Regions from separate parts of the Homo sapiens genome. Here all the other regions are linked to region 3. A link is a contact called in ENCODE Hi-C or POLR2A ChIA-PET data. All regions are on one chromosome and are shown on one strand. The core of a region is the stretch at or near the end of the contact, and the rest is flanking DNA. Distances in the headings are between cores, read along the strand shown. Region 1 has its middle 96 kb from the start of SLC38A4. Region 2 has its middle 160 kb from the start of SLC38A4. Region 3 has its middle 120 kb from the start of SCAF11.

Evidence for each region. A loop is a pair of places that touch in the nucleus more often than their neighbours do. ChIA-PET counts read pairs that join two places held with the same protein, here RNA polymerase II (POLR2A). Pooled maps may share reads with other maps.
Region 1: a pooled map shows a loop between it and region 3 (2.2-fold over the local background). The contact joins two enhancer-like sites. A Hi-C loop is called at or near these places in 1 of 168 maps with a recorded cell type or tissue (esophagus muscularis mucosa) and 2 of 50 pooled maps. POLR2A ChIA-PET finds 5 or more read pairs at or near these places in 1 of 52 experiments (H1).
Region 2: a loop to region 3 is called in a map with no recorded cell type, with 2.6 times the contacts of the local background. The contact joins two enhancer-like sites. A Hi-C loop is called at or near these places in 1 of 37 single-sample maps with no recorded cell type and 2 of 50 pooled maps. POLR2A ChIA-PET finds 5 or more read pairs at or near these places in 1 of 52 experiments (H1).

The regions. Positions count from the first base shown.
Region 1 is chr12:46,920,263-46,923,014 of GRCh38, reverse strand. No RefSeq gene overlaps it. Among named protein-coding and RNA genes, the nearest start is that of SLC38A4, 96 kb to the right of the region's middle. Within about 2 kb of position 1,459, at least 3 of the 41 ENCODE cell types and tissues checked have a DNase peak (open chromatin) inside an H3K27ac peak, as active enhancers do.
Region 2 is chr12:46,659,972-46,662,686 of GRCh38, reverse strand. No RefSeq gene overlaps it. Among named protein-coding and RNA genes, the nearest start is that of SLC38A4, 160 kb to the left of the region's middle. Within about 2 kb of position 1,351, at least 15 of the 41 ENCODE cell types and tissues checked have a DNase peak (open chromatin) inside an H3K27ac peak, as active enhancers do.
Region 3 is chr12:46,107,250-46,110,169 of GRCh38, reverse strand. No RefSeq gene overlaps it. Among named protein-coding and RNA genes, the nearest start is that of SCAF11, 120 kb to the right of the region's middle. Within about 2 kb of position 1,314, at least 2 of the 41 ENCODE cell types and tissues checked have a DNase peak (open chromatin) inside an H3K27ac peak, as active enhancers do.

The DNA.
Region 1 (2,752 bases), core at 210-2,709, 810 kb before region 3:
GTTAATTAAGCTTAGGTAAATTTATTTAATCTTTTTTCATAAAATGAAGAATAACTCGATTTAGTAAAAAAAAAAAATTTCCTTTCTCTCCTATTATCAACAGCTTGAAGACACTATGAAATAGTGAAGTTACTTATTTTCTTATTCTGAAATTGCAAATAGATTTTCAAACACTTAAGTGCTTCCATTTTGATCCTTTCTGGGATATTCATTTAAATTCCCCAAATGTTTATTGAACCCTACCACTGAATCCTAGTGTGGAAATCTACCAGGGAACCCAACCAAAATATAACATACAGGTTCTGGCCTCAATAGTTAATAACTTTGTAGGGCAGAAGACCATATACACAATTATTAATAGGGGCAGAGTCTATTAAATACCAGAAAAAATTAACATGTATTGCAAAAGATAGACTACAAAGAAAAGGTTAAGTCTAGCTGGGAAGGTGGTGGTGGGTGGTTAGGGAAGACTCAGAGATGAAGGTAGAAGGAAGGGTACAATTTCGGCAGGAAGAAACAGTGATGAGAGTAGAGAAGGCATTTTAGGGGGACACAGCTGACTAGGCCGAGGAGTGGAGGTGGGGAGAGCAGACCTTTCCGGGGAGAGCCCAAGTTAGTTAGATCTTGGAAGGTGAGGAAGGATATTGCTCAGAATGCAGCTTGGACCTTGGTCATGGACAGGGTTGTGTTCATGTCAACTAGTTTATACTTCACTCCATAGCCTGCATGGAGCCACTGAGAGTTTTTAAAAAGAAATAATATTGTCAGAACTGTGCTCAGAGCAGCTTGCTTGGATGATATTGCTTCAAGGGGTGGTTAGCAGGGGTGGGCACATGACAGCCCCGTGGACCAAATCCAGCCCACCATCCGTGAGTTAAGAATAGTTTACATGTTTTACAATGGTTGAAAGAAGTCAGAAGAAGAATAAAATTTTGTGATACATGAAAATTAAGTTTCAGGATCCAGCAATAGAGTTTTATTGGAGCACAGCCACATTCGTTTGCTGATGTATCATCCAGGCTGTTTTTGTGCTACAACAGCAGAGTTGGGTGGTTGCAACAGAGACCATATGGTTCACAAAGCCCCAAATATTTACTATCTGGCTCTTTACAGGAAAAATTTCTCAATTCCTTGTCTAGAAGTCTAGTTTAAAGAAAGCAGACTTTGGACAGCTAGAAATTTCAGGGAAAAAATGTGAAGTACACAGAACTAATACTTGTTTAGCCTTGATACCTGAAATTTTGCTGTTCATTATGGCCTAACAAAGTATTTTTTATCATTCATTTATTGTTCTACTCACCCCAAGCTAGCCAGTTAGTAACAGGTTTACTCTTGCAACCCTAGCCTCCAAAGTAGAAAACAAACAAAAATGCAATCTCTAAGACTAGGCAAAGGCAAAGAAAGCACTACATTTCCTTTCCCTTTGGAAAGTGGAGTGAGTCATGGCTCTTTCACCTGCTATGTCACCATGGGAAAGCCACATAATTATTCATTTTCTCATCTGTAAATTGAGTCAATAAAATCTTTCCTTCCTACTTCACAGAGAATGAAAAAATACAAGATATATTACTCTGTAAATATGTTTCAGTTAAAACATATGAAAAGTAACAGTTGGATTCAACAATTTTTTTGTTTGTTTAGACAGTCTCACTCTGTTGCCTAGGCTGGAGTGCAATGGTGCGATATCAGATCACTGCAACCTCTGCCTCCCAGCAATTCTCGTGCCTCAGCCTCCTGAGTAGCTGGGATTACAGGTGTGTGCCACCATGGCTGGCTAATTTTTGTATTTTTAGTACAGACAGCATTTCACCATGTTGGCCAGGCTGGTCTCAGACTCCTGGCTTCAAGTGATCCACCTGCCTCGGCCTCCCAAAGTGTTGGGATTACAGGCATGAGCCACCATGCCTTGCCTCATTCAACAATTATTGAGCACCTACTATGGGCAAGGCACTACTGTAGGCTTGTGGGAAACACATTAAAAAAAAACACAAAGAATGCCTGCTCTTGTGGGGCCTGTGTTCATTGTTTTGAAAATGTCATTTCACCCTTTCTCTCTTCTATCCCTGTCCCTCTCTGTTGGCAATTCCTATACTATGGAAAATTGTTCTGATCATACTTAATTGTAATGATCTTCTATTGAAGTTATTATATGCTAAATTCAATGGACCCTGCTCTGACACAAGGGTTTTTCTTCTAGTCACCAATTCTGAGGAAGTGAAACTACTATAAATTATCATTAACATTAGAGAGGGGAACCAGGCAGTCATCTTATCCATGGTAAGAATCAATTTAATTTGCCCAGATTTGTTTGAAGTTTTTAGTCATGGAGGATGTAAAGATTCTTTCCTAAATGCAGAAAATTTTAATTTATCTTCACCAATATCAGACAGTAATGCATTATAAAAACTCAGATGGACTTTGTGGAAGCGATCCCAAAAGGCACATTCTAAGATGATGATGCAAAATAACAAGTTATTTAAACAGTCATATGGAAGTATTTTAATAAAATTTACAGTTGAAAGATCACTTCTGCAAAAAAAACCTACTTTTAGATGTACTTCAAATTCTTAATTTGAAAAATATTTTCTATTGTATTTACTTCCTTGATGTGTTTATATATGAAAGTTTATCTCATTTTATAGTGGGGGATGGACACGAAGGTAGAAATTTATCTAAAAAACATATTTTTCTCTAATAAATTGAGATCTAGATTGTGCTAAATTTAAATAGTGATTGTGATGTTTATGAAAGC
Region 2 (2,715 bases), core at 102-2,601, 550 kb before region 3:
ATATCTAGACACCAACCTTTGTCTGGGAAACATATCAGTTTTTCCATTGTTTTTGTGGCAACACTGGACACCCAACTCCACAATTATGAACTGTCACCTCCGTAGCTTGGAGTGGATGAAGAGATAAATCATTCCTTTAATGTCACAAACAGAATTCAGGACTTGGCTAAGTAAAATATGTGATGGTACACAGATTTCGTTATATCTAAAGACAGCCAGCTCAAAAGAGGGTTCTAAGAATATTGGACCAATCAGTTGTCTTCAGCTTGCAAAAGCTGCCTTGCACTGGGCCATCAGTATTACTATTTTGCCCTCAATTACCAGCTATCTTTCTTTTCATAACATGTTAGATAACTTTTAATATTCACCTTCCAAAAATATTCAGTGGTATACCCACCTCAATTTTAGAGTTGACAGAACTGGGGATCAGAAAGAAAGAGAAATACAATGAAGAATATTTTCTCGGTTCTGTATCACTGTGTCTCTGGGGCCTAGAGTATGGTTGGTACTCCATAGATATTTATTGAGTGAATGGTGGAGTGGTGGGGCTAGGATGTAAACCCAGGTGTGTCCAAATAAGGCCAGTTCTTTGTTCATTCTATCCTGTGCCCTCCCAACCCTCACAAAGTCAGAAAGGTCAGAGGCAGCCAAGGTGAGGCAGAAGAGATTCAGTGATCTTGAGGCTCCTTTCCTAATTGCCACTATGCTGTATTTGTGTCTAGAAAATGTCTGTCATCTTGGACTCATGAAACATGAGAATACAGTTAAAAATCAACAAATACAACAACAACAACATTAGGACTAAGGATCAAACATCCTAGTTTCAAATCCTGGCTCTGACTCTTACAACATACCAATCTTTGGCTATGCCACCTAGGCTCCTTGAACCTCCGTTTTCTTATCTCTGTAGATAAGAACCTCTGTTTCTTATTTTAGATGTTGCTAATCTCCTACTCAGAGAGTTAATGAGAAGATGTACTACCTGGCACTTAGTAGGTCCTAAGAATTTGTGTTCATTATAAAACACAAATGAAAGAGACCATGATTATACAGGTCTCCCAGTCTATTTCCTGTGACCAGCTTGTTCATTAATGAGGCCAGTTACCACTAGGGGACACTGAACTAGCAAGAAACTAAGAAAGAATCAGACTGAAGGAGATCCATACACCAGTCAGTATTGGAGCTCCTGGCTTCTCCCTCCTTCAACAGATTGTTGAACTGCAATTGTTCTCATCACAGTCTCACTGTTGTAGAGGGAGCATTTGAGAGAGGGGTACTCTCTCAGGATGACTAAGCAGTCCAAGGCTATAAGGAAAGAATTCTGTTTCAATGCTGTGGTTAGGTAGCAACATTAGTATTTACATATATGTCTCCTCATTGTTGCAACAGCCACAGAAAGATAAGAATCTCTCCACTGAATTTTCTATTAGTGGCAGGTTCTAGACTTAATCAAGTGGTCAGAGACCTCCCTTGGTGTTTTTTCTAATTTCCTGAGACTGAAACTTTTGGCAGCCCATTGTATACGTTTAGCAGGAAAATCCAAGTGAGTTGTATTTGCCTTGCTCATGTGAAAGATATGTTTGTACATATGTCATGTTCTAAATAATGACTTGCACATATCATTGTTTAGAAAAATCCTGTCCTTTGTTCCTTTCTTAACCCTGTACAAAGGAAGATTAAACTTCTTGGAGATGCTCCGGCCGGCATTACCAGAAAAGGAAGTCAGAAATGAGAACTTGAGGCCACCCCTTGCATATTTCTTTAACACAAGACAGAAACATTCACCCTCCCTCTACACTGAATATTATTTCAGAGTTTTCTGCTTGAGATTACAAAATCTTTAACGGCAAAGATAGAATTCTATGACGTAACAACTCAATAAAGGTCCTGTTTCCAAATGCTCCTCCTGATCAGCACAACCATATAATTTATTATGCAGTCGGAGCCATTTTTTAGAGTGAAAGGGGATGCTCATAATGATTATGACAGAGGGGCATAAATTGATGAGTTTGTGATCACTTCATGCTTAATTGTGTTTAGAAACTGTTGAGACATATACAATCTTAACATTTTACCTTTAAAACATTCATCTTAGAAAATATCTTTACATGAGAAGTACTTGTGCTTATTCTGTACAAACAAGGCTGTCTTGATTCTCAGGGCAAGTTAGTATCTGCCTCCTTGCAGATGGGTGGAGTATTCTCTCTCTTGCTCGCTCTCTCTCATTTCTAAGCCTTGGTGAGCCCTTTCTTTAAGCAGTCTCTTTGGCACCAATATTTCTTCTAAAGACTTCCTTCCAAGACCCATTCCCCTCCCAGGCAAACTCTGTGGAATTACTCTTATCTTCTCTCTGTGACTGTTTTGTCTTCTCTATTTAAAAATGTGTCTATGTTATTATAATTCCAAAAATTTTTCTGCTAGTTTTCTATTCTAAACAATAGTTATAATCTATTTTTGCAAGAAGGAAAATTACATATCAATTGTTCAATTAATGTCTTCTAAAAGGTAAAATGTTGCTTCTGTGTGTTTAATATGAATGCAGAAACAGAGAGACAGAGCCTGTCAGCAGAGGAGGTGGATCCTGCCATGGAGACAGGCAGATACCCCGGGTTATATATCGAGGTAAAATTATACACGTGCTCACCAACCGGGTAATTTCCTGTGAACAGTGGAGTCAGTATATTTACTGGAAAATCTCATTGAAAGGAAATGAGC
Region 3 (2,920 bases), core at 65-2,564:
GTCAGATAGGAGCTAGGTCAGGCAAGTCCACACTGGCTCCAGTCATGTGGGGCAAGCAGCAGTCCCAGTGGGGATAGGAGGGCAGTTCCCTAGCCACTGGAGTAATGTTCCAGGGAGGAGCACAGCTGCCTCTGCTGCACAGAAATGTCCACCCAGGGAGTGGGGAGTAACAGGCATGCACTTGGCAAGGCAAGTCTCACACCACAGTGTTCCACTAGCAGCAGCTAGCTAGGTTCCGGGCAGTCTGTGCTCAGAACTCAAATCTGCCCCAGGCCATAAGCCTTCCCCATGGAGACAGAAACCGTGGCTTTCAAGCCATGCAGTTCCCAGTCTGCTCGTGAAACAGGAGCACCCACCTCCTGTGCCCCTGGCTACAGCCCACTTCCCATTCACCCCTCAGTTCTGGCCACGGTAGTTTATCCCTGCTTGAGATTATATTACAAATCTCAGTTGGGAGCTTCTCTCAACCTATAACCACTGCCTGAGTTAGCTGGCGGACTTCCACAAGGTCCCCTGAGAAGTAGGATCAGGAATGGCTTCCCTCCATCCCTACTGGAGTCTAAGAGTGCACGCAAAGCATGTCCTGATGCCGCTCCTCATCTTCTCCCTACCACTCACTAAGTCAGCTGCAGCATTGAGTAGGGTTAAGGCCTTTCCCCCATGGCCTGGATTGCCTGGCTCCCCTGTGGGAGTATATATCCCAGAGGCAGTTTATCCCCTTCTCCCACTCTAGGGACTTAAACAATTTTCTGCCTGGTTCACAGTGCAGGTTGCAGCCCATCACTTCTTTCAAAGGTTCTGGGGTTTCTTTCAGTTTTCCTGTTAAGTTTCTGTGTTGCTTCCTGGAAAAAAGTTCACAGCATGAATGTCTACATACTATTTTGTCTTTCCAAGTGAGAGAGGCATGCTAACAATGTTTCCAAGCTGCCATCTTGGACCTAACTGGCATCTTCTTTTGTTTCAGTTATGACAATTTAGAGTGGCTGCTCATGCTCTTTGTCTGCCTTTGCATTTTTTTACATCCACCTACCAGTATTTTGGAAGAAAACAAAGAAACAGGATTGTGGAAAGATAGTAGGCCATGAAAACATAGAGACCTCCTTCCACAGACATTTAAAATGCAAAACCATGAAAGTGTGTGTCTGAGCTTGGTGGGAGTAAGGGGGTAAACTCCAGGTGCAGAAATAAAGCAGGAACTGAAAACTAGGGTGGTAATTATGTGAGCAGATGCTGTGATAGTCCAAGGCATGTTTATTAGTCTCCATAATCCTCTTGAGTTTCACTTCCTAAGGAGAGGTAGATGGTAATTCCTTCAGGCCTATGTGAGGTAAAGTTGAAACTGAAAATCTCTCTGTAAAACCAAGAATCTCAAAGGGACACCCCTCAGTGAAGCAGGGAGAAGGCCAGAAAGACTTTCGCTCAGTGAAAAAACATATATGTCACTAAGAAATCAAAACCCTGGTTCTATACCTCGCACAAGCTAAGGACTGGAATCATATAACCCTCGTAGTCTAGGAATTCCCATGCCAAAAAATTAACATTAGAAATTAGTCCATGCAGGTCCTTCCCATGTGTGCAGGACACAAAGCTACTATCGAAGGACACTCCTATAACATATATAACATGGGATTACCAAAAAGCAGCCAAGCCCCACACAACCCATCATTAGTGAATGTCAAAAGACAGACAAAAAGAAGGTCAGCTACACCCCCAATGACTTGAGATGAAAGAGCAACCAGAAAAAGATGATAAAATCAGTACATTTAAAAGTATTCAAAACATATCCTATGAAAATACCAAGAAAATAAGACCCTAAGAGAAAAAAGTGGAGATTTTACAAAATCTAAATGGAACTTATAGAAAGAAAAAAATATATAGTCCTTGAGATTTTGGTAAAACATGACAGATTTAACACAAGCGCTTATTCTACTTCTGAAACCCGACCAAAATGAAAGTAAAGAAAAATTTTTTAAAGGCTTAAATATGTAAGGTCATGACAATGGAAGAGAAGACAATAAATGCCAACAAAATTTTGGAAGCTAGAACTAGGATCAATAAATGATAGTTGATTTATTGAGCTGGAGAAAGTAGAAATCCAAACCTATGGTGTTGATGTGAGAGAGAGAGTGGTGGAAAATAAAGGAAATGAAAAATAATCAAGGTAATTCAAGTTACTGAACCCCAGGAAGTCAAGTAATTAAGAGCACCAGGACCTCTAAAGACAGGGAGAGCAGCAGACCAAAGAAGAATTGGTTGGAAATCTTTAAAAAGTAAGATTAAATCCCCCAAATACTCTTCTAACACCCAAGTAGCCAAGTGGCTACTTCTAATTCACCAGGCAGAAGAGTGCAAGTTAAACCAGACAAGTCTGGACTTGTGGATGCCAGGCGCTACTGAGGACACATGCTGAAAACAGAAGAATTAAAAGAAAGTTTACATACTGCAAAGGGAGATGCCCTCACTTTTAGCCCCCTCCCTCTGCCCAGTTCCCGGCATGCTGGCAACCAACTTAATGCAATGCTAAAATGAAAGAGAAAATATTAAAAGTAAAAACAACAAAGAAATACATATTATTTACAAGAAACAAAAATTAGACAATTATCAGATTTATCAACAGCAACATTTAAGGTGGGATGGTCAACAATTCTAGTTTTCCTGAGACTGAGAAGATTTCAAGGTCTCCGGACTTTTTAGTGCTGAAATCAGGAAAGTCTTCATAAACTGAGACAAGTTGGTCACCCTAATGCAATGCAAGAAGACAACAAAAAAGTATCTTAAAAGTGCCAAAGGAAAAAAGGAAAAAAAAATCTGTATACCTTGAATTCTCTATATATCTAAAGTACCCACAATTGACTGAGAAATTAAGAAATTTTCAGACAACTATGACTAAAGAGTTTACTGTTTGTAGACCCTTGCAAAA